2 separate regions of the Homo sapiens genome follow, and region 2 is linked to region 1. Evidence: chromatin contacts called from ENCODE Hi-C or POLR2A ChIA-PET data. All regions are on one chromosome and are shown on one strand. The core of a region is the stretch at or near the end of the contact, and the rest is flanking DNA. Distances in the headings are between cores, read along the strand shown. Region 1 has its middle 19 kb from the start of SPN. Region 2 holds the start of QPRT (quinolinate phosphoribosyltransferase).

Region 1 (4,868 bases), core at 102-2,601:
TAATATAGCAAGGCCTCATCTGTACAAACACAAACAGGAAGTGTTGTAATAAAAAGTTAATAAATTATCCCAGAAAACTGCCAGGTGTGGTGGATCATGCCTGTAATCCCAGCACTTTGGGAGACCAAGGCAGGCGGATCACCTGAGGTCAGGAGTTCGAGATCAGCCTGGCCAACGTAGCAAAACCCCATCTACTAAAAATACAAAAATTAGCCAGGTGTGGTGGCAGGCGTCTGTAATCCCAGCTACTTGGGAGGCTGAGGCAGGAAAATCGCTTGAACCCGGGAGGCGGAGGTTGCCATGAGCCAAGATTATGCCACTGCACTCCACCCTGGGTGACAGAGTGAGACTCTGTCTCAAGAATAAAAAATTTAAAAAATAAATAAAGCTGGGCGCGGTGGCTCACGCCTGTAATCCCAGCACTTTGGGAGGCCAAGGCAGGTGGATCACGAGGTCAGGAGTTTGAGACAGGAAGCTGAGGCAGGAGAATAGCTTGAACCCAGGAGGCAGAGGTTGCAGTGAGCCAAGATCGCTCCACTGCACTCCAGCCTGGGACAGAGTGAGACCCCATCTCAAAAATTGATTAATTAATTAATTATCCCAGAAAATAGAACTCCCAGAAGGTGTAGGGGTGGAGAAGAAAATATGAGAGAAAATATATGAGACTGCCGCTCTAACATAGAGATCCAATAAGTGGCGGCTTAAAGAAGAGACGTGTCGGCCGGGCGCAGTTGCTCACACCTGTAATCCCAGCACTTTGGGAGGCCAAGGTGGGTGGATCATGAGGTCAGTAGTGTGAGACCATCCTGGCCAACCCCGTCTCTACTAAAAATACAAAAATTAGCCAGGCATGGTGGCGCATGCCTGTAATCCCAGCTACTTGGGAGGCTGAAGCAGGAGAATCACTTGAACCCAGAAGGCAGAGGTTGCAGTGAGCCGAGATTGTGCCACAGCACTCCAGCCTGGGACAGAGTGAGACTCTATCTCAAAAAAAAAAAAGAAGAGACGTGTCTGCAAAAAACAAATAAATAAATAAACAAAAGAAGAGACATGTTCAAGTGAAATGGTGGTAGTTAGGGAGGCAGCTCTGCTTCTCTCATTGCTCAGGGACCAAGGGCCCTTCCTCATCACTTTTCTGCCATCGGTAGGGCACCGTTTGTCACCTGCACGTTTGAATCTGTTGTGGGGATCTCCAGCCAGCAGGAATGGAGAGTATGAAGCTGGCCTACTTCCTAAGGCCAAAGACCAGAAGTCACATACATCACCTCCTCACATTCTATTGGTGGAAACTTAGTCACATGACCATGCCTACTGCAAGGGAGGCTGGGACATGCAGTTCCACCATGTTCTTGGGGAAGAAGGGCTCATTGGATTTTGGATAATGAGTAGTCTTTGCCACAGAGACACAGCCAGGCAATCCAAGAGGCCCAAAAGCTAACCAATAGGAGTGCCAGGAAGAGAGAACCCAAGAAATGGAAGAAGGAGAATGATCAGAGATCATTCTCACTCTGATGAGAAACATGCGTCTTCAGGCTGAAAAGCCCACCTAGTGCCTGCCCAATGAAAGAAAACCCATGCCGGGCACACTGGAACCCCAAAAGTGTCATGTACGACTTAGCTATTTCCTAAGGAACAGGAAGCAGCTGGTGATTAGGTTAACATAAATGAAAGAAAGAAAAAAGTCCCAGGGTAAGAAAAAATTAATAGAATGAACACCACATTAGGCTCTGAACTTCCTGGGGCTGGCCCTGAAAGGGAAAATTTACATAAGTTCCTCCTTTTTGACTATAAGAACTAGTTCCTTAGAGAAGGTCAATATTTCGTGACACTCACTTCTAAAATTAATTTTCATATAAGAACATATCTTATGCCAGTTGATGTCATGGATATAATGGCTGATGGGCAACACACCACTCCTGAGAAAGGCTTGGGCACTGGAGTCAGACCAACCTGAAGGCAGCCACCACTCACTGTGTGCCCTTGGGAACATTTCTGAGTCTCAGTTTTCCTCACCTTTAAAATGGGCATAGTAAAAGGAAAAGAAGAGCCAGGCATGGTGGCACAGTAGTAGTCCAGTAATCCCAGCCAAGGAGGCCAAGGCAGGAGGAGTTTTGAGGCCATCCTGGGGACCATAGGGAGACCCTGTCTCTCTAGATTTAAAAAATATATTAAAAAGTAAAGAAAAATGGGCACAGAGTATTTATCTCACAACATTATTAATTTGTTCTTTAATTCCGCAAATATTTGTTGAACACCAACCATGTGTCCGGCATAGGATTGTGACAATTAATGAAATCAAGGGCCAGTCACCTGTCCTCTTGGAGGTAGCCTTCTCCGGAGTGAGACAGACTCTACATATGTAGGAAGCAGGCATCATGGAGAAACATCACGCAGGAAAGTGGGGGAAGGAAGTGCTCCTTTCTACAGGCTGATGTCTCTGAGAAGGGGACATCTGAGGGGAGACTTGAGGGAAGAGAGGGAGCAGCCATGAGATGTTCATGGGGAATCCCACGGACAAACAAAGCCAGTTCAAAGGCCCTAACCTGGGTCCTGCTTCGCGTGTTCTGGGAAGCCCAAGGAGGCCAGTATGGCTGGAGCAGAGTGCATGAAAAGCGAAGTCAAGAGGAAAGGGGGCCATAGGGCACGGCTTTAGGTCATTATTAGCACTTTCACTCTGAGTCAGTGTGGAGAGTTTAGAGAGCTTCAACTTTGTTTTGTTCTGTTTTCTAGAGACAGAGTTTTATTCTGTGGCCCAGACTGGAGTACACTGGTGCAATTATGGCTCACTGCGGCCTCCAACTTCTGGGCTGAAGCGACCCTCCCACCTTAGCCTCCTGAGTGGCTGGGACCACAGGTGTGTGCCATCATGCCCAGCTTTTTTTTTTTTTTTTTTTTTTTTTTTTGATACAGAGTCTTGCTCTGTCACCAGGCTGGAGGGTAGTGGCACGATCTTGGCTCACTGCAACCTCTGCCTCCCTGGTTCAAGCAATTCTCCTGCTTCAGCCTCCCAAGTAGCTGAGACTACAGGCACGTGCCACCATGCCCAGCTAATTTTTGTATTTTTAGTAGAGACGGGGTTTCACCATGTTGGCCAGGATTGTCTTGATCTCTTGACCTTGTGATCTGCCTGCCTCAGCCTCCCAAAGTGCTGGGATTACAGGCGTAAGCCACTGCGCCCTGCCGCTGATTTTTGTATTTTTTGTAGAGACAGGGTCTTGCTATGCTGCCCAGGTTGGTCTCAAACTCCTGGGCTCAAGTGATCACCAGGGTTTCTTGACAGATTGGATTTGGGGATGTGTGAGAGAGGATTGAGGACAACACCAAGGTTTTCGGCCACACCAACTGTAAGAATAGAATTGTTGTATTCTGATATGGGAAGGCTGCAGGAGGAGCAGGTATGGGGGAGAAGATAAAGAGTTCATTTTGGGCCCGGGCACGGTGGCTCACACTTGTAATCCTACCACTTTGGGAGGCAGAGGCAGGCAGATCGCTTGAGCTCAGGAGTTTGAAACCAGCTTGGCCAACAGGGTGAAACCCTGTCTGTACTAAAAATACAAAAAATTTGCCGGGTGTGGTGGCACGTGCCTGTAATCTCAGCTACTCGGGAGGCTGAGGCAGGAGAATCACTTGAACCTGGGAGGCGGAGTTTGCAGTGAGCCAAGATCAGGCCACTGCACTCCAGCCTGGGCAACAGAGCAAGATTCTGTCTCAAAAAAAAAAAGTTCATGTTGGGACATGTTAAGTTTGTGTTGCCTGTCAGACACCCAAGGGGAAGTTTCAAGTGAGCAGTTCTGAAGCTCACAGAAGAGGTCTGCAGTGAAGATGAAAACTTGGGGGACATCAACATTTGGATGATATTTAAAGCCAGGGGTCTGTGTGAGCTCAACTCAAGAGTGAGTGTCACCAGGCACCATGGCTCATGCCTGTAACCCTAACACTTTTGGAGGCCAAGGTGGGAGGATCACTTGAGCCCAGGAGTTTGAGACCAGCCTAGGCAACACGGTGAGACCCTATCTCTACTTAAAATTTTAAAAATTAGCCAGGCAGGGGGGCATGTGCCTGTGGTCCCAGCTACTTGGGAGGCTGAAGTGGGAGGATTGCTGTAACCCAGGAGTTTGAGTTTGGAGTGAGATAGGATTATGCCACTGCACTTCAACCTGGGTGACAGAACAAGATTCTATCTCAAAGTTAAAAAAAAAAAAAAAAAAAAGAGTGGCCAGGCGCCATGGCTCACGCCTGTAATCCCAGCACTTTGGGAGGCTGAGGCGGGCAGATCACGAGGTCGGGAGATCGAGACCATCCTGGCTAACACGGTGAAACCCCGTCTCTACTAAAAATACGAAAAATTAGCCAGGCGTGGTGGCGAGCGCCTGTAGTCCCAGCTACTCAGGAGGCTGAGGCAGGAGAATTGCATGAACCCAGGAGGCGGAGCTTGCAGTGAGCCAAGATCGTGCCACTGCACTCCAGTCTGGGCGACAGAGCGACACTCCGTCTCAAAAAAAAAACAACGAAAAACGAGTGAGTGTCAATTAGGAGAAGAGGACCAACACAGACATAAGAAGTGGGTGCCACTTCACTTACAGAGAGGGCAGTGACAGCTCAGAGATTCTGTGTCTTGCCCACGGTCACACAGCTGGTAAGGGGTAGGATCCGAATTCACAATGAGGTCCTAGTTCAGATCTTTTTGCACTCTATTAGAGTAATCCATACAGACTTCTGTTGATCTAAGTCGACCCGTGGCTATAACTGGAAATAGTTAAGGAGTGTTCACTCAGCCCTCAAGCCTTGAGAGAGAGTCTCGCCCTGTCACCAAGGCTGGAGTGCAGTGGTACGATCTCGGCTCACTGCAACCTCCGTCTCCCGGGTTC
Region 2 (4,604 bases), core at 442-2,941, 33 kb before region 1:
CACTGGGGTTCAAGCAATTCTCCTGCCTCAGCCTCCCATGTAGCTGGGATTACAGGTGCGCACCACCACACTCGGCTAATTTTTGTACTTTTAGTAGAGACGGGGTTTCACCATGTTGGCCAGGCTGGTCTCAAACACCTGACCTCAAGTGCTCCACCCACCTCAGCCTCCCAAAGTGCTGGGATTACAGGCGTGAGCCACCGTGGCGGGCCAGAGCAGGGAACTATTATTGTCATTTTACAGATGGAAGAAAACGGGACTCTGAGAAGCCAGGACCCACCCATGGTCACACAGCCCCATCCCTGGTGGAGCCTTCTGAGCGTAGAGCATGGACCCCTGGGTTTGTGCTGGTGGAAGGGTTTACGGGGCGCCAGTTTAGTCAGCCACCCCTGTGTAGGACACCTATGGAACACCATAGGGGGCCTCTGAGGAGAATCACCTCCTTATTGCCATTGTGTCCCCAGGCCAGTGAACATGACCTGCTCTGCGGCTTTACACAGAATGCTCTGGGCTGAAACACTTCCTTGAAGCGTTGGAATGTGACCAGACATCCTGGCTCCTTGTAAAACCCACTCCCACCAGCTGCAGCCCAATAAGTTAAAGATTATCTTAGTTGGCCGGGCACGGTGGCTAACACCTGTAATCCCAGCACTTTGGGAGGCAGAGACGGGCGGATCACGAGGTTGGGAAATGAGACCATCCTGGCTAACATGGTGAAACCCCGTCTCTACTAAAAATACAAAAAATTAGCCAGGCGTGGCGGCGGGCGCCTGTAGTCCCAGCTACTCGGGAGGCTGAGGCAGGAGAATGGCATGAACCCGGGAGGCGGAGCTTGCAGTGAGCCGAGATCACGCCACTGCACTCCAGCCTGGGGGAAAGCGAGACTCCGTCTCAAAAAAAAAAAAAAAAAAGATTATCTTAGTAGTTAGACATATGCTTTGAGCTTAAAGGAAATTCACATAAACCACCACGGCTATACATCTTTCAAATGACGCGCACACCCCCACCTTCACCGTTTCACCCCGTACCATCTGCTTCTTAGATCAAAAGATTGTACTCAATAAATTATCAGGCAACCAGGGCTCTGCAGCCTTCACTTTAGCAACTGGCCCCCTGGGGCTGCTTTAAATCTTAACTTGTCTTTTCTCATTCCTTTGTTGCCACCGGACTTCATGGTTGGGGGTTGGGACTGATCACCCCAACAGTTTGCATACAGCTCCCTCCAGGCAGGGAATCACGGGACTCAAGCCCCCTCCCCCACCCAGCTGCAGAAGGGACAGGACTTTGTCTCTGCTTCTCCCGAGCTACCAGCGAGAGCAGAAGTCCATGCTGCTCCCCCAACCAGCCTCCCACTTCCGGCCCCCACTGCCCCCAGGAGACGCCACCTCCTCCAGGCCACCCTGCCCTTTTCTAGGGCTTAAGCCCCTTCCTTCCCCAGAGCTCCTTGGGGACTCAACACAGGAGAAAGAAGAGTGAGAAGGGGCCTCTGGGGGTTGAGCAAGGCTGCAGGGACATGGGGTAGGTAAGGGAGTCGATGGCGGGACCAGAGGAGAGATGACTCCAGAGGAGGCAACAAGGGGCTGAGACAAGCCAGGGTGGGGGCAGGGGTAGGCAGTGGGGGGATGGGTGCAGGGACATGGCAGAGAGAGTGTCCCTTTACCTTCAGCGTCCATGGTGACTTGCAGCTGTCTGGGCTGGTGTGTTGGCTGCTCAGGACCAAGGCTCCCAGAGGCCCCAGGCTGGGGGTGGGACTGTGGAGGGAGGGAGGGCCCATCAAGCTGTCAGCCGGCCCTTCCCAGGCTCCCCAAGCCTCCCTCCTGTCCTCTGCCAGGCCTGCAGATTCCTCAGCAGGCCCTGAAAGTCAGAGGAGGGGCTCTGATGGGGAACTCAGAAGCCCTGCCCCAGCCAGTGAAGGAGCCCGAGGCCCTGTTCTCACCCAACACCCAGCCCTCCTGGCCCTAACCCAGGGTCCAAGGCTGTGAATGTAAGCATGTGCTCCCTGGTGAGGGCAGGCAGGCATTTTGGATGGTGTGCTGGGAAAATCATGGGCCCTGGACCTGGGTTCAAATCCTAACTCCATCCTTTTTGATCTCAAGTACCTTTTTACCTTTTTCTGTGCCTCAGTTTCCTTAGCTTTAAAATGGCATAACAGGGCCGGGCACAGGAGCTCACGCCTGTAATCCCAGCACTTTGGGAGGCAGAGGCAGGTTGATCACCTGAGGTCAGGAGTTTGAGACCAGCCTGGCCAACATGGCGAAACCCCATCTCTACTAAAAATACAAAAATTAGCCGGGCATGGTGGCGGCCGCCTGTAATCCCAGCTGCTCAGGAGGCTGAGGCATGAGACTCACTTGAACCCCGGAGGTGGAGGTTGCAGTGAGTCGAGATCATGCCACTGCACTCCAGCCTGGGTGACAGAGTGAGACTCTGTCTCAAGATAAATAAATAAATTTATTAATTAATTTAAAAAACGGCATAACAGGCCGGATGCAGTGGTTCACGACTGTAATCCCAGCACTTTGGGAGGCTGAGGCAGGCAGATCACGAGGTCAGGAGATCGAGACCATCCCAGCTAACATGGTGAAACCCCGTCTCTACTAAAAAACCAAAAAATTAGCCGGGTGTGGTGGTGGGCGCCTGTAGTCCCAGCTACTCGGGAGGCTGAGGCAGGAGAATGGTGTGAACCCGGGAGGTGGAGCTTGCAGTGAGCCAAGATCATGCCACTGTACTCCTGGGCGACAGAGCGAGACTCTGTCTCAAAAAACAAAACAAAACAAAAAAACCCGGCATAACAGGCTGGGCACAGCGACTCATGCCTGTAATCCCTGTGCTTTGGGAGGCCAAGGCAGGAGAATCGCTTGAGGCCAGGAGTTTGAGACCAGTGTGGGCATCATAGAGACATACAGAGATCCCATCTCTCCCAAAAAAAGAAAAAAGAAAAAGAAATTAGCTAAGTACAGTGGTGCACACCTGTAGGCTGAGATGGGAGGATCACTTGAGCCCAGGAGTTCAAAGCTGCAGTGAGCCGTGATCGTGCCACTGCAGTCCAGCCTGAGTGACAGAGAGAGACCCTGTCTCTAAAGAAAAAAAAAATGTAATGGCATAACATCTACCTCATGGGTCCAACTGAGAATCAATGAGAAAACTCTGCAAATGAAACAGAGTAGGAACTCACCTAATATCCACTTCCCTTCCCTTCCCTCTTTCCAAGGAACTTTAAGGGCACAGACAGCTTAGAGCCCAGCTTCTGAACCAGAAAGTGGGGAAACCACCAGTCACCGGGACTGGGACTTCAGGCAAGTTCCTGTCCAAGAACTGCCAGGGCCTTTCTTTCTTCCTTTTTTTTTTTTTTTTGATGGAGTTTCGCTCTTGTTGCCGAGGCTGGAGCGCAATGGCGTGATCTCGACTCACTGCAACCTCCGCTTCCCGGGGTCAAGCGATTCTCCTGCCTCAGCCTCCCGAATAGCTGGGATTACAGGCATGCGCCACCACACCCGGCTAATTTTGTATTTTTTTTCAGTAGAGACGGGGTTTCTCTATGTTGGTCAGGCTAGTCTTGAGCTCCCGACCTCAGGTGATCCACCCGCCTCTGCCTCCCAAAGAGCTGGGATTACAGGCATGAGCCACCGCGCCTGGCCCAGGGCCTTCCTTTCTTCATTGGAAACCCTTCTTGCTACAGTTGCTCACAGGGACTGCTAGTCGCTAAATTCACTTGCATCTTCCCAGCCTTCTCCCTTTGCTTTCTCTGCCGCACCTGACTGCCGGGACTGGGGCTGGCGTGACGGATCGAGACACCCAAGGCACAAAATTTAGGGAGGCCTCATCCTCCAGCTCACTTTTTTTTTTTTTTTTTTTTTTGAGACAGGGTCTTGCTCTGTCACCCAGGCTGGAGTGCAGTGGCACAATCTTGGCCCACTACAACCTCCACGCCCCAGGCTCAAGTGATCCTCCTACCTCAGCCTCCTGAGTAGCTGGAACCACAGGCGTCTGCCACCATGCCCAGCTAATTTGTGTATTTTTAGTAGAGAAGGGGTTTCACCGTGTTGGCCAGGCTGGAGTCGGGCTCGCTTATCACCCCAGCACCTTGCTGGCCTTGATTCAGTCCTGGGCCTGTTTCTGAGGCTGCAGTGAGCTATGCAGTGAGCTTTTTTTTTCTTTAGAGACAGGATCTCCAAATGTCATTTTTCTCCTGGTTAATTTTTTTTTTTTTGGATACAGGGTTTTGCTCTGTCACTCAGGCTTAAGTGGAGTGCAGTGGCCCAATCAAAGCTCACTGCAGCCTCAAACTCCTGGCCCCAAGCCTCCTGAGTTGCTGGGACTGTATGTGCATGCCTCCACCCTAGGCTAATTTTTTATTTTTATTTTTTGTACAGATAGGATCTTGCTATGCTGCCCAGGCTGGTCTCAAACTCCTGGCTTCAGGTGATCCTCTTAAAGGCTCTTTTCTATCTTTTGCAGGTGCTTCTTCCTACATCCAACCCTCAGATTTTGGTGTTGCTTCAGTGTGGCAGAGACTGTTTCCCTTTTCCTTCTGGGTACCCTACTAAACTACATTTCCCAGCTTCCTCTGCACTGAGGCAGTCTTGTTCTGGCCAATGGAGTGT

Evidence for each region. Hi-C counts contacts between places; a loop is a spot of excess contacts on that map. ChIA-PET counts read pairs that join two places held with the same protein, here RNA polymerase II (POLR2A). Pooled maps may share reads with other maps.
Region 2: a map of B cell shows a loop between it and region 1 (3-fold over the local background). The contact joins the promoter of QPRT here to the enhancer-like site in region 1. A Hi-C loop is called at or near these places in 9 of 168 maps with a recorded cell type or tissue (B cell, CD14-positive monocyte, CD4-positive, alpha-beta T cell and 6 more), 18 of 37 single-sample maps with no recorded cell type and 12 of 50 pooled maps. POLR2A ChIA-PET finds 5 or more read pairs at or near these places in 25 of 52 experiments (AG04450, CD4-positive, alpha-beta T cell, CD8-positive, alpha-beta T cell and 20 more).

The regions. Positions count from the first base shown.
Region 1 is chr16:29,642,299-29,647,166 of GRCh38, reverse strand. No RefSeq gene overlaps it. Among named protein-coding and RNA genes, the nearest start is that of SPN, 19 kb to the left of the region's middle. RefSeq lists enhancers at 1,125-1,419, 2,317-2,586, 3,543-3,602, 3,723-3,842. Within about 2 kb of position 1,351, at least 5 of the 41 ENCODE cell types and tissues checked have a DNase peak (open chromatin) inside an H3K27ac peak, as active enhancers do; they include B cell, CD14-positive monocyte and GM12878, where a contact is called at or near this core.
Region 2 is chr16:29,676,267-29,680,870 of GRCh38, reverse strand. It overlaps QPRT (quinolinate phosphoribosyltransferase), which reads right to left and starts at 1,691. Exons shown (of 4, transcript NM_014298.6): 1 at 1,661-1,691. The coding sequence starts at 1,673. RefSeq lists enhancers at 1,146-1,647, 3,186-3,685, 3,686-4,187.